5 separate regions of the Homo sapiens genome follow, and all the other regions are linked to region 1. Evidence: chromatin loops called from intact Hi-C (ENCODE). Cell type or tissue: PC-3. All regions are shown on one strand. Region 1 has its middle 160 kb from the start of HMHB1. Region 2 has its middle 100 kb from the start of NR3C1. Region 3 has its middle 21 kb from the start of MIR5197. Region 4 has its middle 5.8 kb from the start of MIR5197. Region 5 has its middle 28 kb from the start of YIPF5.

What was found. Peaks named below come from ENCODE experiments on the same cell type or tissue, not always from the same donor. Only the 100,000 strongest peaks of a DNase experiment are listed, where the experiment ranks them.
Region 2: it touches region 1 in a loop (4-fold over the local background); 2 of 110 quality-filtered maps call a loop at or near these places.
Region 3: it touches region 1 in a loop (7-fold over the local background); 3 of 110 quality-filtered maps call a loop at or near these places.
Region 4: a loop joins it to region 1, with 5 times the contacts of the local background. A loop is called at or near these places in 3 of 110 quality-filtered maps.
Region 5: a loop joins it to region 1, with 7 times the contacts of the local background. A loop is called at or near these places in 9 of 110 quality-filtered maps.

Annotation. Positions count from the first base shown.
Region 1 is chr5:143,965,966-143,969,965 of GRCh38, reverse strand. No RefSeq gene overlaps it. Among named protein-coding and RNA genes, the nearest start is that of HMHB1, 160 kb to the right of the region's middle. In PC-3, a CTCF peak has its summit at 1,733 (motif pointing right); a DNase peak (open chromatin) is centred at 1,695; H3K27ac peaks cover 1,983 bases.
Region 2 is chr5:143,505,173-143,509,172 of GRCh38, reverse strand. No RefSeq gene overlaps it. Among named protein-coding and RNA genes, the nearest start is that of NR3C1, 100 kb to the right of the region's middle. RefSeq lists an enhancer at 1,655-1,949. In PC-3, a CTCF peak has its summit at 1,660; DNase peaks (open chromatin) are centred at 1,172 and 1,752; H3K4me3 peaks cover 484 bases; H3K27ac peaks cover 2,203 bases.
Region 3 is chr5:143,698,766-143,702,765 of GRCh38, reverse strand. No RefSeq gene overlaps it. Among named protein-coding and RNA genes, the nearest start is that of MIR5197, 21 kb to the right of the region's middle. In PC-3, CTCF peaks have their summits at 1,365 and 1,571; no DNase peak of the experiment used is centred here.
Region 4 is chr5:143,683,687-143,687,686 of GRCh38, reverse strand. No RefSeq gene overlaps it. Among named protein-coding and RNA genes, the nearest start is that of MIR5197, 5.8 kb to the right of the region's middle. In PC-3, a CTCF peak has its summit at 2,047 (motif pointing right); no DNase peak of the experiment used is centred here.
Region 5 is chr5:144,140,233-144,144,232 of GRCh38, reverse strand. It overlaps the pseudogene RN7SL87P. Among named protein-coding and RNA genes, the nearest start is that of YIPF5, 28 kb to the left of the region's middle. In PC-3, a CTCF peak has its summit at 1,762 (motif pointing right); a DNase peak (open chromatin) is centred at 1,762.

The DNA.
Region 1 (4,000 bases):
AACCTACTCAACTTTTTGTTGATGTTTTACAAAAGAACTGTGATGTCATATACATGCAGGACCTAATAAAATGCTGGTTACTCCAAATACCCAATAAGTTGTGTTGATTCATTACAGGTGGAGCAACAGGGTCACTGTGTTTCAGTGAGCTAAACCCAACCTGGATACTTTGTGTTCATGTGAACATGCTTCCACAAAAGGAAGTCGTTATGTTTGTTGATATAACCTTTTCTCACCTCCCTGTCATGCCAAACCTCTCTCTCTCATTCATTTGTCTTATAGAATTATAAAGAGAAGCTCAAACTTGATGCCACATTCTTCCTCTTGTAATAATAACTGGCATGTATGCAGTGCTTTGCAGCTTACCTGTTTTGTAAAATGTTTCCTTTGGACTGTTACTTATGGAGACCATATCTTTGTTCTCTTAGTCTAAACAGTTAGATGTCATTGATGATCCAGGCCAGCCTTTGAAAAAAAAGTGTAGTAGAGCATAATTAAGTATATAGAGTCTAAGTCAGAAAGACCCTGGTTGACGTCTCAGACTCATCAATATTTGCTGTATAACCTTGGACAAGTTACTTATATTTTCTGAACATTTGTATTGTCATCTATAAACTAGGCATAATAATTTCTACCTATTAGAATTGTTGTGATGCTTCTACACAGCAAGAGGAATCAAACGAATAGCACTATGTCTCCTACATGTGAGTGCCCAGTAAGTATTAAGAATGACTTATGATTATTGTTCTTATTTATATGTACTTATTTTCAGTGCATCCAGAAGGTCCTGCTCCTGCTCCGAATGTCTCCTTCTTGTTCCTTGGCACAATGAACATTAGATGTGCATGCTTTGGGTTAAGTACATACTTTGCTAAGGTGCTCCCATTTAAAATGCAAATTTACATGTGAATTATTGGCTTCTTAGCTTAACTTTGATATCATTTGCCTTCCAAGATGACTAAAAAGAAATGGAAAATAGGGGGACTGGGACAAGTACTTTCAGAGCATCCACTTCTCCTCAGGAAAAACAGATCAAGGAGGCAAAGTTGGAGGAATCAAGGGCATCTTTGCAGCCTGAAAGGCACTCAAAATAGCAACAAAGACTGAGGGGGATAGGAACATGGGGGTAGGGTTTTGAGAGGGAGCCCCTCTCCACAGATCTGCCAGGCCACCTCAGAGGCGCTATACTGTGCAGCATGTCAGTTCTGATCCTGAGCACCTGCATCTCTACCTGTCAGAGCATATCTGGTGATGAGCCATTTGCTTTGGCTTCTTGGCTCCTGCCACTGGATTTGAGTGTGTGTCACAGTGTGACTGTGCACCAATTATCTCCCTGTCCTCTTATAAATTTCATTCAGGCTTTGGAGCATGAATGTGATTATGAAATTACTCTAGGTCTTTCGTAAGATGTGTTGAAGCGAAATCAGACTAAAGGTAGGAAAAGAGATTGGAAAGTGCTGTCCCTAATCCAGAAGTGAGGCTAGGAGAGGCAGCTAGAATAGGATTACTTTGCCTCTCCTCCAAGGATTACTCAAGTCTTAGATCATATTTCACCACCATCAAGTCTACATCCCAATAATGACTCATTTTTGTGATCATCTTGAGAATTTCCACACAATAATCAGCTTGGTCTTAAGGTTGTTCCATTTTGGTTTTTAGGATTGATGAGCTAACTATATCCACTATTTCCCACAGTTATTTCAGTCCTATAGTCACATTAGGCAAGTGTCTCTTCCTGAGCCAGCAGGTGTCACTATTGATCAATTGAAAATAAACATGGTAGACCTACCAAGATAAAGATAGATCTACCTCTGATTAGAAAAAAAAAAAAATTAACTTGGCATTTCAAGTTAAACTACTATTGCTCAGATCCACTGAATTCCTTGTAAACAGCTGAGCTCTCAAAAGCATGTATATTTCTTCATCACCGCCTATCTGCAGATACAAGGCATGTAGAGGTCTTGTGAAAATGGAGTTGAAGAGATGGTCCTCATGGTTTCACTCCAGGACCAATGCTCTGAGACTTACTTAGAGCCTTATTTTCTATATTCTTTTTCTTTTCTCTTTATAGCTAGGAATAGTCAATCCTAATTGACCACTAAGGGAATCTTCCATGGTATATTTTAGCCCCAGAATGATTTTCCTCATTTGATATATTCCTCAGACATTAAAGTTGATTTCAGAGAAATATGTACCAGAAATAATCAGTAAATAAATCATGTAGTATACTTCAAAACCAAAATGTAACTTTGGGGAGAGATGATCTCTGACTCTGCATCATCTGAGGCACTGTTCTCTCTTTCAACACAAAACTAAACAAAAGGCAATTTGTTAAATACATTTATGCATATCCCTTTCCTTTACAAATATACACTAAATATTATTATATACAAACTACCATGCTTTCTCCATGAGGCTTACCTCAACCCCCTTCTCTTTTAGAGAATTTTCTTATATAAAATTCCTCTGTCTTTAATATTTATTTTCTCTCAATAGTTCTCTTGTGTAGTTTGGTGTATATGTATTTTTCTACTGCTAGATTGTCAGTTCTAAATTTTTTTAAAAGGTAAAAATATTGGATATGTTCTACCCACAGAACCTCTCCATTTCACATGTGGCTTATGAGAGTAGCCAGCATTGCTTGATTTCCTTTTGTAATTGAAACACCAAGAATAATGCCTGGCATAGAAGAGGTAGCCAAAAAAAAATTTTAATGTTAGGCATTTCAGTGATGGAAAAACAAAGACCCCTTCTCTGCACCCATAGTGAAATGCTTATAGTCTAGCAGGGGATGTAAAATATGCATGCAAATAGGACTTCCAATCTTGTATTAAGTCCTGTAGCAATAAAGTGCACAGGGAACTCAGAAAACGTCTCTGAGTGGCTGGCCATGAAAGGTTTGCAGGAAAAAAAACGGGCTTTAATTTAGAAATATATATATATAGAAAAGAGAGGGAAAGAAGGAGATAAAAATATTTGGCATGAAACAAATAGCAGAGCTGAGGCATAGGGACAGGGAAGCCTAGAAGATACATAGAGTATTTATTTGAATAACACCTTAATTAGGTAAAATAAATAAATAAATATAATAAAACTTAGGTCCTGCAGGCATAATTTATGTAGATAGTAGGGAATATTGAGCTTGAATCAGGAAAAATAACATCTAAAGAACTGGATATATAATATTCCATGTTTTACAGTGTTATAATTTAATATTTTAGATGGCACTATGTTACTAGCTTTGAAATTTCTCTCATACTTCCAATAATTTAACTTCTTAGAATAATTCTAAATAATTGCCTGGGAAAGTGAGAAACCTTTTTAGTTAACTTATGCATTGCCAAAGATTTTAGGGGGAGGGTGTCAACTAGAAGGAAGAGTAAGTGCAAAGGCCTTAAGTATGCTTAAGGAATCAAAAACAAAAACAAACAAAAAAAGCTACTGATGGGAAATTGAAGACTTACACTTGGAAATGGGAAGGAAGTAGGGAATACAGTCATGGTATTCTAACAGGAGGCCACTTCCTGCAGTCAATGATCTCTAGCCTTTTTTTTTTTTTTCTGTCTTTACAGTAAGAACTCAAGAGTTGATTTTAGAAGGAAGCGACTGATTGGCTGAACTCTAGTCACCTATCTGTCTCCTAGTCAAACCAGGGTAGTAAAAGAAAAAATTCCTCAGAGAGAACTTCCAGGAACCTCTTTTGCTTCCTTAGTTTGTAGTAGGCCCATAGATTTACCATTTCATCACAATACCCAATGGAAAAGAGTTAAATTCCTAATGAAAATGGAAGTATTGTAAGGAAGAGGAAAAGGTTGTTGAGTGTCCTGAAAGCAACAAATACCCACTTCAAGGTGGGGAACCACTGAAGCTTTAGACAGAGCAAAAATGGCTAATGGAAAATGGCTAGCGGAGAGGAGTGGAATAGAATTTTTTTTTCAAAGCACCACGTTGATGGAGAACCACATAAGAAGATTGTTGGCTTTTACCTGCTCTTGTCAGG
Region 2 (4,000 bases), 460 kb after region 1:
TATTATTCAAGTTATACAGTATGAAAACTGAAGCATTGTATTCCCAGTGCAGCGTGGCTGCTAAGAAGTTGAGTGGTTACTGGAATCCATGTCTGTTGAATTCCCAGATCAATGTTCATGTCACTGTTCCACACTGCTTCTTGTAAATCCAATGATACCCATTTTCATACAAGCATAGGTTTGCTTATCACCTATCTCTCCTACAGCTTTCAGAGATCCTGTGCAGGTCACTTTTGACAGGTGAATAATGAAAAGGTCTAGTATATTGGAAACCACAATGTGACCTAAAAGAAGAAAAGTGTTGCAAGTACAAGGACATTCATAATATTTTGCAATAGCAAAAATTTAGAAAATAACCCATCAACAAGAAAACAGATTAATAATGAAGCATTTATACAATGAAATACACAGCAGTGAAAACAAATAACCTCTAGCTAAATACAACAGCATGAATGAATCATGAATCACACACAGTTTGAAAGAAGTCAATATCAGAAGGATACATATAGTATAATGCTTGTACAAACTATAGAAATATGCAAAACAATAAGTTTACATATATGTGTAGTGAAAGTATTAAGAAATGCATGGAAATAGTAGTCACCAAATTCAGACCACTAGTTGCCTCTAGAGAGCAGAATGTGATCAAAGAGGACTAAGTAGGGACTTAAACTTGTATCAATATTGTTTTCATTCTTAATCTGTAGTCAATATGTGGGGGTTTGTAATATTTTTATTTACACATTTGTGTTTGTCTTAAATATTTTACAATACCTTTTTTTTTTTTTTTTTTTTTTGAGATGGAGTCTCACTCTGTGGTCCAGGCTGGAGTGCAGTGGCGCAATTTCAGCTCATTGCAACCTCCGCCTCCCGGGTTCCAATTCTCTTGCCTCAGCGTCCCGAGTAGCTAGGACTACAGATGTGTGCCACCATGCCCAGCTAATTTTTGTATTTTTAGTAGAGATGGGGTTTCACTGCTGGCCAGGCTGGTCTTGAACTCCTGACCTTGTGATGACCTTGTGATCTGCCTGCCTCAGCCTCCCAAAGCGCTGGGATTACAGGCGTGAACCACTGCCTTTGTCTACAATACCTTTTTAAAAAGAAAATGACAAAGGCAACCATTCATTCTGCAAACATTGACTAAAGGCAAGCAACATGCCAGACATTGTGACTGGGTGTTGAAATGTTGCAGTGAACCCTCTGATGCACTGGAGAAGATGGAAGAAGTGTGTTTAGTACTAGAAAGCATAGGGAGCTGTGGAAGTGTGTGCCAAGGAGTCCTAATGTAGTTCAGGTGACTTAGGAAAGCCTCCAAGAGACAATGAAGCTTAAGCTGAGACTGGAGAACGAAAAGTTGTACTTATCAGCAAAGAAAGGAACAGTTCAGATTGATCCCATTCAAAATTTCCGTGTCTGAAACTAAACATTAGCGCAAGGAAGGCAGAAAGGACAAGCCAGATCACACACCACAGGATCTCCTGTCCATTCCTTGCTAACATTTAGACTTCATTATGCACTGCCTGTAGCTCACATGGTGCCACATGCCAGCAAGTACCAAGTAGGGTGGGAAGGGGAGTGAAGGGAAGTGGGTATTCAAAAACATTTCAGTGACTTCACATTCTCCTGAGATCCAGAACAGTTCCCATATTCTCTCCTAATACAGAAGCAATTTCAGACACTGAGCATAGGGAGGCAGGGTATGAGTGTGAGCTGGCTGAGCCTTTCCCTCCCATTCCTGTGAAGGAATTACTCTGGCAGATTTCCACATTGTAGGTATTTTACCATTTGTCATAGGCAAGTTACACAACTCAGTTAGTGATTAAATTACCAACAGAGCTGCTATTTGAGTAAGGAAGGTTCAAGGTTGTTTCTTGCTCCTGCACTTTGTTTTAAATGCAATTGGATTAATTCTTTCTTAACCTCCTTGTTTAGAGGAAGAAAACAAAAATCCTGTCTGGTCTCCAATAGATAGGGTAAAAAGCGGCATTTTAACTAACTCATCAACCACTAGGATCCCTGTGTCTAACCTTGGTCCTTTGTTTAGATTTATAAAGTATGAGATCATTGTCAGTTTCATTTATCTCTGTTATTAAATGTACTGGGCCTCCTTCAAATGACATTATATCTCCTTATCTGATTCAAATAAATGTCTTACTCATGGCTAGAATGTAGATGGTGAAATCTCATTGTTAACTCAATAATTGAAATAATCTCATTGTTTTGCTTTCCTAATAGAATCTTAAATTGATTGCTCATGCCTGGAATTTCACTTAGTTTCACCAAACTTTTCTTAAAACTGCTGCTCTTATGCATTCTTTTTGTCTCAATGTTTCTACAAGGATGGAGCATTCTTGCTCTAAAGATAAATGCTTTTAACTAGCATTTCTCTTGGTCTGTTTATCTTATAAAAAATAAAAGTAATCACTCAATATTTGTGTTTGTTTCTATTAGTTATGATTAAATATACTGGTGGTATAGTTGCTAAAGGCACAGGCTGTAAAATAAGCACTAGGTTTGGATCCAAGCTCTGTGACCTTATAGTGACTTAACCACTGTTTTCTCATTTATACAATTGAGATAATAATGGCTATCCCATAAGAGTGTTGTGGGAATTCATAGAGATTATTTTGGGTATGTTACCTAAGCTGGGTGGCTCGTAGTAACCATTCAGATTTTAGCAAATAAAATACTGTACTCTGTATTCAGCTTGACTAGAAATGTGGTTTATCACTTAAAGGTTTGAATTGACCTTCTGAATTGTGACTCGTGAAAGGGATTTTCTTCCTGTCTTATACCATTCTGTACTTAGAGTGTTTGCATCTGAATCGTTAGTATTCCCTATCTTATGTATATAAACTATCCTCTAAATTAATTTTGTTTGATTTGGTTTTATTTTCCTGGTGATTTTCCCAGCTGCCCCAACTGCGACTCTTGGTATAGAAGAGGCAGTAGACTGCACTTCACCTTCTTCAGGTGAATGTCCCAAACAGAGCATTTGAGGTCCCCAGCTACAGCAGTCAGTGCTGCCTGGTAACTAAAAGCAGCAGCCTGCATGGCTGGAGGGAGTCAAGATAATGGAATTGGATTGTCACCCACAGTCAGCCTGAAACAACCATGGCTACCACCCCAAGTCCCATGCACTTTCTTGCATTTGGGGCTCTACACATACCCTTCCCTCTGCCTGGAACAATCTTTCCTACACTTCCCCCTTAATAAGATAATTACTACTCATTTATCAAGTCTCAACTTATATGTCATCTCTCTAAGAATTTATTCTCTGACCCACAGACTTAGTGGGAATCTCTATCATGTACCCCCACGACATTCTCAAATTATCCCTATTATGTGCAAGCAGTCCTTGTGCTATGGATTGAATGTGTCCCCCAAAGTTCATGTGTTGGAAACTTAATCTCGTATGTGACAGTGCTGGCAAGTGGGACCTAATGGGAGGTGATTAGGTCATGATCATTATCACTGGAGCAGGTTAGTTATCATGGGAGAGAGTCTGTTATAAAAACAAGTTGAGCTCCTTCTTGCTCTCTTGTGCTCACCCTCTCTTGCCCATCTGCCTTCTACATAAGATAATGTAGCACAAAGGCCCTTGTCAGATGCTGGGACCATGTTCTTGGACTTCCCACCCTCCAGAACCATCAGCCAAGTAAATGTCTCTTCATTATGAATTACTCTGTCTGTGGCATTCTGTTATGGCAGCATAAAACAGAGTAAAACACTTTGCTTTACACAGTTCCACTATGCATGAACTTCAATGACCACAATTTAGTTAAATAGCACCAGCCCTTCAACAACACAGTTCAAATTTCAGTAACCATGATATATGAACTATAAACTGTGAGCTGCTTGCTCTTTGGTCCACAAATCACTTCTTAACAGATTCACATCATGATCAGTAACCAATCACATCACTTCTTCCAAACCGATCACATCACTTCTTCCACTGTGCATTTGTTATTCAGTTGACACACAAAGAGCAAATCAAGTG
Region 3 (4,000 bases), 270 kb after region 1:
TACATTTCTAACAAGTACACTGTCTGCTGTCCTTATTTGAGTAGCAAGATACAACCACCAACAAATAGCACCCCAGCAAAATACAGGCTGGGATCAACAGCTTGTAACTACAAGAAAGTTGGCTAATATTGGTGGCTAAAGAACAAAAAGAATGTAACTGACCAATGCAGAAATCAAACACATTACACATTGACATCTAAGTAACCTCTAAGCAGGTTCCATTTTAGCCACCTGACCAAGTCAGCCATTTCCATTTCTAAATAAATTAGGTGAGATAGTGTCCACCACCTCATGATCAATACCATGAATTCTGGATAACTCAATGAATATTCAGTTCAACCTAATGCCTGTATCAGGCATTGTGCTAGACCTTGAAATTAAAATGATGATCTAAACCAGGAGTTCAGCAAACTTTTTTTAGAGGGTCAAATAGTACATATTTTAATCTTTGCAGGCCAAGAGAGAAAATCAATGATATTATGCGAGGACTTACATATACCTATATAAAGTGTTGCTATTTTAAGGCATTCTTACTTGCGGATCATACAAAACCATATGGCTTGGCCCACAGGACTTACTTTGCCAACCTCCAGTGCATGTAGCTATGGTCTCTATCCTCATGGAGCTTACAGTTTATTCAAAGTCTGACATGATGGGTTGGCATTTTTTTCAAACCTTCCCTCCCAATCCCCCTTGTCATTTGAATGAAACCGAGCCTACCGGTAAAATGGCTTGTCCAAGTTCACCTACCTATGGACCCAAATCCCTTAACCATTGATCAGGAGCTATGTGCCAAAGAACAGCTATTGAAACATTCTTCTGGCATTTAATTTAAGGTCATAACATGAAAACATACAAGTGCCAAATCAAAGATTCTTAAGAGCTCAGTATAAAGGGAGGAAACATTAACCATTAAATTGTCCCTTCAAATACTTATCTTTAAATGATAATCACAGACCCATGGAAAAAGAGCTAAACAGCACCATGTGTGTGTAACCAAATCACCACACCTACACATAAATGAGCTTCTGCATATACAAAGCAAACACTAACTTAGCCACAGATGTTTCCCAAGAGTCTATGCAACTACATGCTCTTAAGCCATATTCCACAGCTTGGGAACCACAATATAAACTTCTCCCAGACTCTCAATTCCGGCTGGAAACAAAGCTGCTCCTTGTCAGATAGAGGGAATGGAAGTGAAAGGCACTGTGCTAGCACTTCTCAAGGGCCCATTTAACAGGTGTGCTCACTGAGTCACAAAGTGGGAATTTGCTTCGAGAGCAGGGCTTAGCCATATAGTTTCCAGTAATTCTGACTTTTCCTGCAGAGAAAAAGATTAAGCCATCCACTGCCTAACTCTGACCACCACATTGTGTTTGCTTTTGCAGGTTTATCCCACAACGTTCCTTTTTTTTTTTTTTTTTTTTTTTTTGTGGTACTTGTTGGCCTTTTGTGTTTAAAATGTCATTTGAAGTCTGAAAAAGAATCATTTTGCTATCATTCACAATGTCAAAAGATGGATGGCTTGGCAGGGCTGGTGCCACAAGTCAGATAGATTTAGAGGGTGGCATCCCCTTGTGGAAGTAATTCATAATCACTAAATAAAAACTTTTTAAATATTTTTCTGTCCCAAAGTATATGAACAACTCTTGTTCATTTTAAGCTGACTGATTGAAGTCATATCCCAAAGATCTTTCACGCTTAAAGAGAGGGGGGAAAAAAATAGATCCCAGAATCTCACACCCATTATCTGCTTGGCCTTTTAAAAGTCTCTTTTTTTCTTATAGTCAATAGCCTTTAGGATCTATGAGTTCATAATTGTATGTAATTATCTCAGTGAGCCAGCTAGCATTTGTCTATTTATTATTTGTTGTATGCATTAGCCTATGCAAACTCCTAACAAAGGCTGTAGAAAGCAAAATAAATAGATGATATGTCTATCTTCAGTTAGCTTTTAATCATTAGAGAAATTTAAACAAAAGTCCAAATGATCTAAACATATAAAATCCCCAACCCCCTCCACAGTGTACCCATCATTACCCCATCATGAAAGTTCTATTTTCTAAAATTTCTATAGCCTTTAACAATTTAGATTAAATAATAGGCCATTTGTAATTTTTTCTAATTGACTTTCACATAAAGCCTTGATGCATTTTCTAGAATGTGCATTTTCTGAGGGTAGAAAATTTAGATTTCTGAAACTCTTGCATTTGCTTGTATTATGCTAAGCAAATGGTGGGCATATTCATTTGCCTTTTCTAAAGATACACATCAAGATGGTGGAGTTGTATTTACTGGCTTTGGAATCAAATCCCTGACTCTCAAAGACACTAGCTGTCACCTTCGACTGTCAGTTTTCTCATGTGTACAGTGGGATAATAATCACACCTATCCTTGTGGTAAGGATCATGCATATGAATGCATGTGATATGTGTCATGCTTGTCATATGCCATACACAAAAGTAATGCCCAGTACATGGCTGGCTGCTGCTGTTTTCGTTCCTGCTGCTGTTCCTCCCACCACCAAGGAAAAAACAAACAAACAAACAAAAAACCCTCCTAAAAGCTGAGTAACAATCTGAGGGTAAGACAACTTGAGATAAACAACACAGTAAAACCTGACATTAATCCTTGAAGCAAGCCTAAAACCAGACAGTTTTTCCTCATTTTCAGAACACCTAAAAGGGAATAGTCCCGTGTGGTCTTGAGAATAAAAATTAAGGAAAATTGTCCATTTTTTCAAAGGAATTCAGCATATGATTTCTAAAACCGGTGTGTTCTCTGGGTGCAAAGTCTGATTTACAGACTACTTTCCAGGGACAGGGTCTAGCTTGAGCCAACACCCATGCTGGTCCCTGGATTGCCTTTCTCTATCCCTTTCTCGTCCCTGGGAGGGCTGCCATGCCTATGCCCCAATTTATGAGGGTAGAAATAGGAACACAAGAGCAAGTCACTGACCCATCATAGGTCCAGGCTTCTAGTTGGTAGTGGGGTACTTTCCGGTGCTTCTTTTGTACTTGCCCCTTGGGCTGCCAAAGTAGTTTTGGACATTTTTCTGCTGTATTCTGTAAGGTTTGGTCAGCCAAGAAGGACCAATCTATTGGTGGCTCAATAAAGTGCTTCTCACCAGTTTGTGCAGGTCATAAACATTGCCTCTGAGTGCACTAAGATTCCTATGGTTGCAAGAGACAGAAAACTGAATGCAAAATAAGCTTCAGCAAAAAAGGTGAATTATTGGCTCATGTAAGTGAAAAGTCCAGGGTTCAGGAGGTTTCCAGGACTTAAGTAATTTCACCATGTCTTGCTTTTCTTCTCTCCCCTCTACCTTCCACTGAGTCTGTTTCATTCTGAGGTACACCATGGTGCCCCTGGAAGCTGCAGGCTTAGACCTGAGTCAATTCTTCTCCCTAAGCCAATCACCAAAGCTAGCAGAAGGCAATTTTCTAGTGTGATAAGGCCTAGGCCAGGTGTCTACACTAGTGAGTCACTTGCAGTGTGGTTAATTCTGTTGAAGTACTTAAATTAAGAATACAGAAAGAGTTATCCCCCAAAAGGAAAAATGGTGAGGTTAATTCTAAACACCAAGTAACGAAGAAGTATGGTAAGGAAAACTATTTGCTTGCAGGCCATAAGGGTCTAGAGAATGTAGAAATATCTATAAGTTTTTCATGTCATCCTGCTCATTTTTTGTTTTCTTCACACTTATTTCCTAGAATTTCTACCAGTGGATAGAGGTATCCACAGACTAAAATTAGTTTTGTGGGTGAGCCTAACTTTGGGGAATGGGAGGGAGGATATTAGTGGTCAGTGTGGAGTAGAATTCTTACCTCAATGCTCTTGAAGTTGTTCTCTGTAACTTGAGAAGAAAATTCCAAGAAAGTTTGTTTTTTTTCAGAGAGAGGGAGACTGGAGTCTGAACTTGTCACACCCTGTGCTATCTGATGAAAATACAGAGGCAATGACTCTCAAATTTTCCATAATTTAACGTCCTGTCCCA
Region 4 (4,000 bases), 280 kb after region 1:
CCACAACTCTTTTTTTATTTTTATTTTATTATTATTATACTTTAAGATTTAGGGTACATGTGCACAATGTGCAGGTTAGTTACATATGTATACATGTGCCATGCTGGTGTGCTGCAGCCATTAACTTGTCATTTAGCATTAGGTATATCTCCTAAAGCTATCCCTCCCCGCTCCCCCTACCCCACAACCGTCCCCAGAGTGTGATGTTCCCCTTCCTGTGTCCATGTGTTCTCATTGTTCAATTCCCACCTATGAGTGAGAATATGCAGTGTTTGCTTTTTTGTTCTTGGGATAGTTTACTGAGAATGATGATTTCCAATTTCATCCATGTCCTACAAAGGACATGAACTCATCATTTTTTATGGCTGCATAGTATTCCATGGTGTATATGTGCCACATTTTCTTAATCCAGTCTATCATTGTTGGACATTTGGGTTGGTTCCAAGTCTTTGGTATTGTGAATAGTGCTGCAATAAACATACGTGTGCATGTGTCTATAGCAGCATGATTTATAGTCCTTTGGGTATATACCCAGTAATGGGATGGCTGGGTCAAATGGTATTTCTAGTTCTAGATCCCTGAGGAATCGCCACACTGACTTCCACAATGGTTGAAGTAGTTTACAGTCTCACCAACAGTGTAAAAGTGTTCCTATTTCTCCACATCCTCTCCAGCACCTGTTGTTTCCTGACTTTTTAATGATTGCCATTCTAACTGGTGTGAGATGGTATCTCATTGTGGTTTTGATTTGCATTTCTCTGATGGCCAGTGATGGTGAGCATTTTTTCATGTGTCTTTTGGCTGCATAAATGTCTTCTTTTGAGAAGTGTCTGTTCATATCCTTTGCCCACTTTTTGATGGGGTTGTTTGTTTTTTTCTTGTAAATTTCTTTGAGTTCATTGTAGATTCTGGATATTAGCCCTTTGTCAGATGAGTAGGTTGCAAAAATTTTCTCTCATTTTGTAGGTTGCCTGTTCACTCTGATGGTAGTTTCTTTTGCTGTGCAGAAGCTCTTTAGTTTAATTAGATCCCATTTGTCAATCTTGGCTTTTGTTGCCACTGCTTTTGGTGTTTTAGACATGAAGTCCTTGCCCATGCCTATGTCCTGAATGGTAATGCCTAGGTTTTCTTCTAGGGTTTTTATGGTTTTAGGTCTAACATTTAAGTCTTTAATCCATCATGAATTAATTTTTGTATAAGGTGTAAGGAAGGGATCCAGTTTCAGCTTTCTACATATGGCTAGCCAGTTTTCCCAGCACCATTTATCAAATAGGGAATCCTTTCCCCATTGCTTGTTTTTGTCAGGTTTGTCAAAGATCAGATAGTTGTAGATATGCGGCGTTATTTCTGAGGGCTCTGTTCTGTTCCATTGATCTATATCTCTGTTTTCTACAACTCTTAAGATATTTAGGTAACCAAAATAGAATTAGCTAACACTGATCAAGAGAAGAAAACATGCAGGCTTGAAGTTTTTCATTCACAATCTACAGAGGAAGATTTATGTAGTCTAGTGGAGCATTTGACTAGATCATTTTTAAGGTCGCTTTTGATTCTCATGTCCTAGGATTTATCTAAGAGCTCCCAAGGAAAGGGGGATGATGGTGATTCACACATTTTGTCTGGTCCCTTTTATATGCCAGGTGTTCTACCCATGACTTTATGTTTATGACTTAATTTAACCCTCAAATCAGCTTAGTGATGCGGATGGTATTATGACCATTTTAGGGAGGAGGAAATTGAGCCTTCCCAAGGTAAGACAGTAAGTGGTAGAGCCAAGCTATGAACCCAGATCTACCCAACTCCAAAGCCCATCCTCCTCCTACTCCTCTAAGTCAATTCGTTCCTCTTCTCTTTTAGAATATATAGTCCTTATCGGCCACCTGATATTTGTGATTTAGAGAACCCCAGCATTGCATGTTAACTACCTTGATGGTGTTGTAAGAAAGGTTCAGGGGCATTTCAGAATTTTCATCAAAAGAAACATCATTTGATGCCCTGGGTGTCAAAGTTGTGGGTACCAAGTTTGTGAAGTATGCCTTTCTTCATGCAGATTGCCTTCCAAGAGAGGGCAGTCTATGCTTCCAGATAGTCAGGGCCCTGAGTTGTTTAATCCTTGCAATATCCAGCACAGTGATAGAATCAATAAATATTGGAATGAAAATAAGCTAGGCATAGAAAGGAATTGTTTGATCAGTGGCGGACTAAATTAAAGTCCTGTTGAATAGAGCACATTTTCCAGACTTTCCATAACACAAGTTGAAAATCTTGGCCCCACTGTTTTCATCTAGCACAGAGGAAATCACTTCTATTTGTGCAAATGGAAAATGTTTCTGTCTGAATAGTTGACAGATGTTGCTTTAGGCCAATGGTTCTCATCTCCATAAAACCTAAAGTCCTCTTTGTATATATAAAAGGTAATAACAGTTTCTTTACAATCCTACACAGAAATTTATAGATTATATAACCAATACAAAATTTTTAAAATAAGTACTCTATATATAATATGAAAGAGAGATAAAAGTAATTTGTAATAAAATAACACATTTCATCAGTAAAATCCTCAGGCATGACAACACTAGAAGACAGTTTTTAAAAGACACAGTTTAGGTTGGGCACGGTGGCTCATGCCTGTAATCCCAACACTTTGGGAGGCCAAGGCGGGTGGATCATGAGGTCAGGAGTTCAAAGCCAGCTTGGCCAAGATGGTGAAACCCTGTCTCTACTAAAAATACAAAAATTAGCCGGGTGTGGTGGCATGCACCTGTAATCCCAACTACTTGGGAGACTGAGGCAGGAAAATCGCTTGAACCTGGGAGGTGGAGGTTGCAGTGAGCTGAGATCACGCCACTGCACTTCAGCCTGGGTGACAGAGCAAGACTCCATCTCAAAAAAAAAAAAAAAAAAAGACACAGTTTATTACCATGGATATTGCTATTACTAATACTAATAGTATTACCATGAATGCACAGCCCAATGCAGATGGATGCAGGTGTGTTACATTGGACACTTGAAAACCTCTTATTGCATTGCTGTCCATGATGTGATTTTTTTTCCCCCAAATGATGAAAACCTCTTGGTAAAGTTCCAAACAAATCAAATACAATCTCCTTTGATTTATAAAGTAGTTGCATTCCTGAAAAATTTAGACTATATTAAACCTGTATACAATATTTTTTATTATGTCTGAAAGAGTTAAGTTTGAGACTCTAGGATGCCTGCTGGGACAGTTCTTTGTTGTATAAAACTATCCTATCTAGCCTCCCTGAGGCCCACTCACTAAATGCCAGTCACATCACTTCAATCATTCAGACTAGCAAAAATGCCACCACAATTTTTTTCTTTTTTTTTGAGACGGAGTCTTGCTCTGTTGCCCAGGCTGGAGTGCAGCAGCATGATCTCGGCTCACTGCAAGCTCTGCCTCCTGGGTTCATGCCATTCTCCTGTCTCAGCCTCCTGAGTAGCTGGGACTACAGTTGCCCACCACGACACCCAGCTAATTTTTTTGTATTTTTAGTAGAGACGGGGTTTCACCATGTTAGCCAGGATGGTCTCGATCTCCTGACCTCGTGATCCGCCCATGTCGGCCTCCCAAAGTGCTGGGATTACAGGCGTGAGCCACCGTGCCCAGCCCACAAATTTTTAAAGCATCTCTGAGGAGGTGTAATCAACCTCCTTGAGAATCACTGCTCTGTGTAGCCAAGTGAGGTCCTGAAAAGCTATGTGAAACTTGAATTTTCTTACTGGAATCTAAATTTTCATATATTAAGTTTACTTAAAGTGAGGTGCATTCTTAAAAAAGACAAAATGGATTTTGTGGCATGAACAAAGGTGTTCCTCATTCACTATAGGTAATGTTCTTTGCTCACCCTAGGCAGTAACAAAAGACACTACTGACTGATGCAACTCAAGTAAGGAGAATGCAGAGTTATCTTATGTGTGTACAGACAGCTGATAAACAAAGAGCAGGTGGACTACAAATATGATAAAGATGCACTGGCAT
Region 5 (4,000 bases), 170 kb before region 1:
CCCTGTTTTTTCTCTTTACATCTTGCCCTCCAAGACAGTTTGTTTGCTTTTACAGATTCAACTTTTGCCTCCATGTTAGATCTATCTAGTTTATATCCCAAACACCAACACTACACTCATGCTCAAATACCTATTATCAATTGCCTGCTAGACATTTCTTTAAGATACCCCACTGGCAACTCAAAGTCAAGTTATGCACAGTGGAACTCCTCTCTTCCTCCCTCTTCTACCCTGAAAGTCTGTCCCTTCACATTGCGTGCTCTCTCTCTCTCTCTCAGTGGGTTGCTCTCTCTCTCTCTCTCTCCTTCCTATCTCCTGTTGCCCTTTTGACTTCTCTCTTCTTCTCCCTTTCCCTCTCTCCCTTTCCATCTCTTTCTCACATCCATACCACTAACCAACAAGAATGCAGAGTCATCATTTGATTTTCTCTCCCCATAGCTTCTTACATCTCTGAACTAGGCAAGTCTTCTGTATTCTTTCAAGTCTCACCCATGCCTTCATCCTCTACAGTACTATGGTTAATCATCCAGGTTATGTAAATGTTTATTCAATCAATGCTTATCAGTGGTCTACACTATGCTGGGCACTGTAATGGGCACAATGAGGATTCAGTGCTGGCAAAGAAACGCTTTTTTCCCTGCCATGGCAATTGTCATCGTTATTGCCCCTGTATTATTACAACACTCTCCTAATTGGTATTTTGGAAGCTGGTGTCTCTCCCTCTCCAAACCATCAGGTCACAAATTACCCTCCTCAAAATACAGCTTTGGGGAATGATACATTTCTAAATATTGTGTACTTAATTATCAGTAATTCTGCTGTATGTATTATGATCTAAAGCCTTTGGAACTCTTTATGTAGAACATCATAAAGAGCTGCACTTCTAGGCCACCGACTGCATTTTGAATTGTGACTACCGTCTTATGAATGAAGTACCAAGTCATCTTCATCTGCCAGCCTCATTTCCTTCGAATACTGCAGCAAGCCACCTCCCTTGAGAATGAGGGGCAAGGGCAAGGGCCTGTAGTATTGTACTGCCCAAAGCAAGACTCTCTGGGGGAAGATCAGAGTTCCCAGGCTAACAAGGTCCACGGATCAACTTCCCATCTGAAAAAGTTAGCACCATTTAGTGCCAAAGCCACTGTCTATGCTTGTAATGCCAGCTGTACACCTCAAAAATGCATGTGGGAGATTTGTAGATAGATCAGTGCAGGTTTTCTGCACTCTGCTCTTCAAATATCAGGGAAAGCTCCTGAGGAAGTGACATCCATTTCTTTGTTTCAAATGGTTCCTCTTTTTTGTTATCACAGAAGCAATGCATGCATATTGTAAATTGATTCCTACAGTACAAAAGTATTTGAAGTAGAAATTGGAAGTCCCTCATGTGTTCCCCACCCTCACAGATTCTAAGGAAAGTAGGAGTTGATAGATGTGAGAAGAACATGTTGGACTGAGATTTTCACTAACGTTTTCAGCCTCCTTTGTCATGTCAACATCTCTTTTCCCCAACATCTCCTGTAACAAAGTAGAGATGAAAAGCCAATATAGGTGACACATTTTATCCCAAATCCCTGCTCTCAGTAGCATTCCCAGAAGTAGGAGAAGAGGCAGAAGCCAAGGAGGGCACCTAGACCCTTCAGTGACTGAGGCACAACATTCCCCCACACCCAGGATGGCAGATTAAGCTCATTATACACACAGACCTCACAAGTCTATACTATAATACCAGCATAGATGCTCTTTCACCACTAGGTGGTTCTGTAACCTATCTGATGTCATTCCCACTTGCCGACTGAAGTAAAGAACAGAAAATTTTAGGACAGTTTCTGTTGTCACACCTTCCTCATTTGTTTATATCTTCATTTTCAACTGCTCTTCCACATCCAGATAGAATTTGATCACAAAGTTGATATGCACAGTCTCACCAAAACTGCCTGTGTGTTACTTGCTGGGAAGAGGGCCATTTTCCTCTATAGGCCAGGCTCAGGCTGTGAGGCTGCAGGCTTTTTTCTAACTCTGGAGACAAGTGAAACTCCACTCTGTCCTGGTTGCAACAGGAACAGAAATCTCTTTCTCATGCTTCATTGATGGTGCCGCATCTACTGCATTTATTCATTCAATACACACTTACTGGTGCCTATTATTTTATATTTAGTGAACTTGCTAGGTCCAGAAGATAAAGAAAGTGGATTGTTTAGTCCTTGGGAGCTTAACAGTCATATGAGAGCAACAAACAAGCATCAAGAACACTTGATATTTCCCACCCAACATCCATTTCCCTTCTCCTGGATCTCAATTTTCCTCTGGAAAGCACCTCCTATCCCTCTCTCCCTCCCTCAGTACTTGGGTTTCAGGTGTCTGACTCTGCCTCTGACTTCCTGGCAAGGCATGGATTCCACCTAGGCCTGAGCGTTGCATCCTTTGCTTCCACTAATTGCTTCAGGGATAAGCGTGTGGCCTGACCCAGTGAAATGCAACCTGGGGAATTTTGCTGAAACTTGAGTATCAAGTGACCTGGGAGTATGTAGGCTTGAATCTGTTGGCAGCTGCCTTGCCATGACATGAAGTCTAAGGATGACACTAGTGTGAAGAAAGGCAGTTAAGAGATGAAAAGAGACTGGCCTTAGTGATGCAATATGAGTCTTTAAATCAAAACATGCCCAAAGCTAGATCTCCTTCTGAAGTGTCAGAAGATTTCCATTTTGCTTGATCTTATTTGAACCAGATTTTCTGTCACTTTCACCAGATATAATGTTATTATAATATATAATAACATATACAACATATGTAATATATATTATACCATATATTAATATATAATATATACTAATAATAAATACAGGGATTATTACAATGAAATGTGATAAGTGGGTGATATGATAGAAGTTAGTGCCAGCAATAAGTAGGAGAAATATCTAACCCACAGGGAGGGATGGCTTCCATAGAAAGTTCATTTATTTAAGAGCTAAATCTTGAACACTGTATTAGTTTATTTGGATCACAATAACAATGTCCTACAGACTTTGACTTAAACAATGGAAATTCATTTCTTCTTGTTATTTTCTCATAGTTCTGGAGGCTCAAAGTCTGAGCTTAGGTGTCAGCAGTGTTGATTTCTTCTGGTCAGCATGGGAGTTTTGACCTGCTCCCCTTCTGACCGGGGCCAGTTAACCCCTCCTTAGGAAATCTGATGGCCCCCCCCACTCCTGGGAGGGTCACCATATTGATGCCAAACTTAGTGCAGACACCCAGTCAACATAGGGTACTACAGCCCAGAACTCCTGGACTCAAGCGATCCTCCTGCCTCAGCCTCCCTAGTGCTTGGGACTACAGACACGCACCACTGCCCCCGACAGGGTTGACTTCTTTTGAGGCCTCTGCTTGGCTTTCAGGTGGCCATCTTCTCCCTGTGTCTTCACATGGTCTCCCCTCTGTATCTGGGTCCAAATTCCTGATTCTTGTAAGGATACCAGTTACACTGGATTAGAGCCCATCCTAATGATGTTATTTTAACTGAATTCCTTGTATGTTGACCTTATCTCCCAAATACAGTATATTCTGAGGTCCTGGGGATTAGGACTACAACATATGAATTTCGGGGGAGGTAGGACAATTCAGCCTATAACAAATACCTAATTTGGGTACAAAGATAAATAAAAGTGGATCGTTAATCTCAATGAGCTTACAATCTACATAAGACTGGCACAATAACCATAATAGCTAAAGAAATGAAAACATACACATTTATTAACAACATACACATTCTAGAATCTTTTGGATTTATCATTTAGGATAAGCCAACAAGTCCATGAGACCACTACTATTGAAATGGTATGCTAATGGAAGCAGTATAAATTATTGAGCTTTGAAGAAAAGGTCCCTTCCAGGAAAAGTGGTATTTGAGAAGCCCTTTGAACAATGTGTACAATTTTAGTAGGTAAATGGCCAAATTAGATGTGAGGGGGACCTTGGCGATGTGATACTTTCACCCAAATCACCC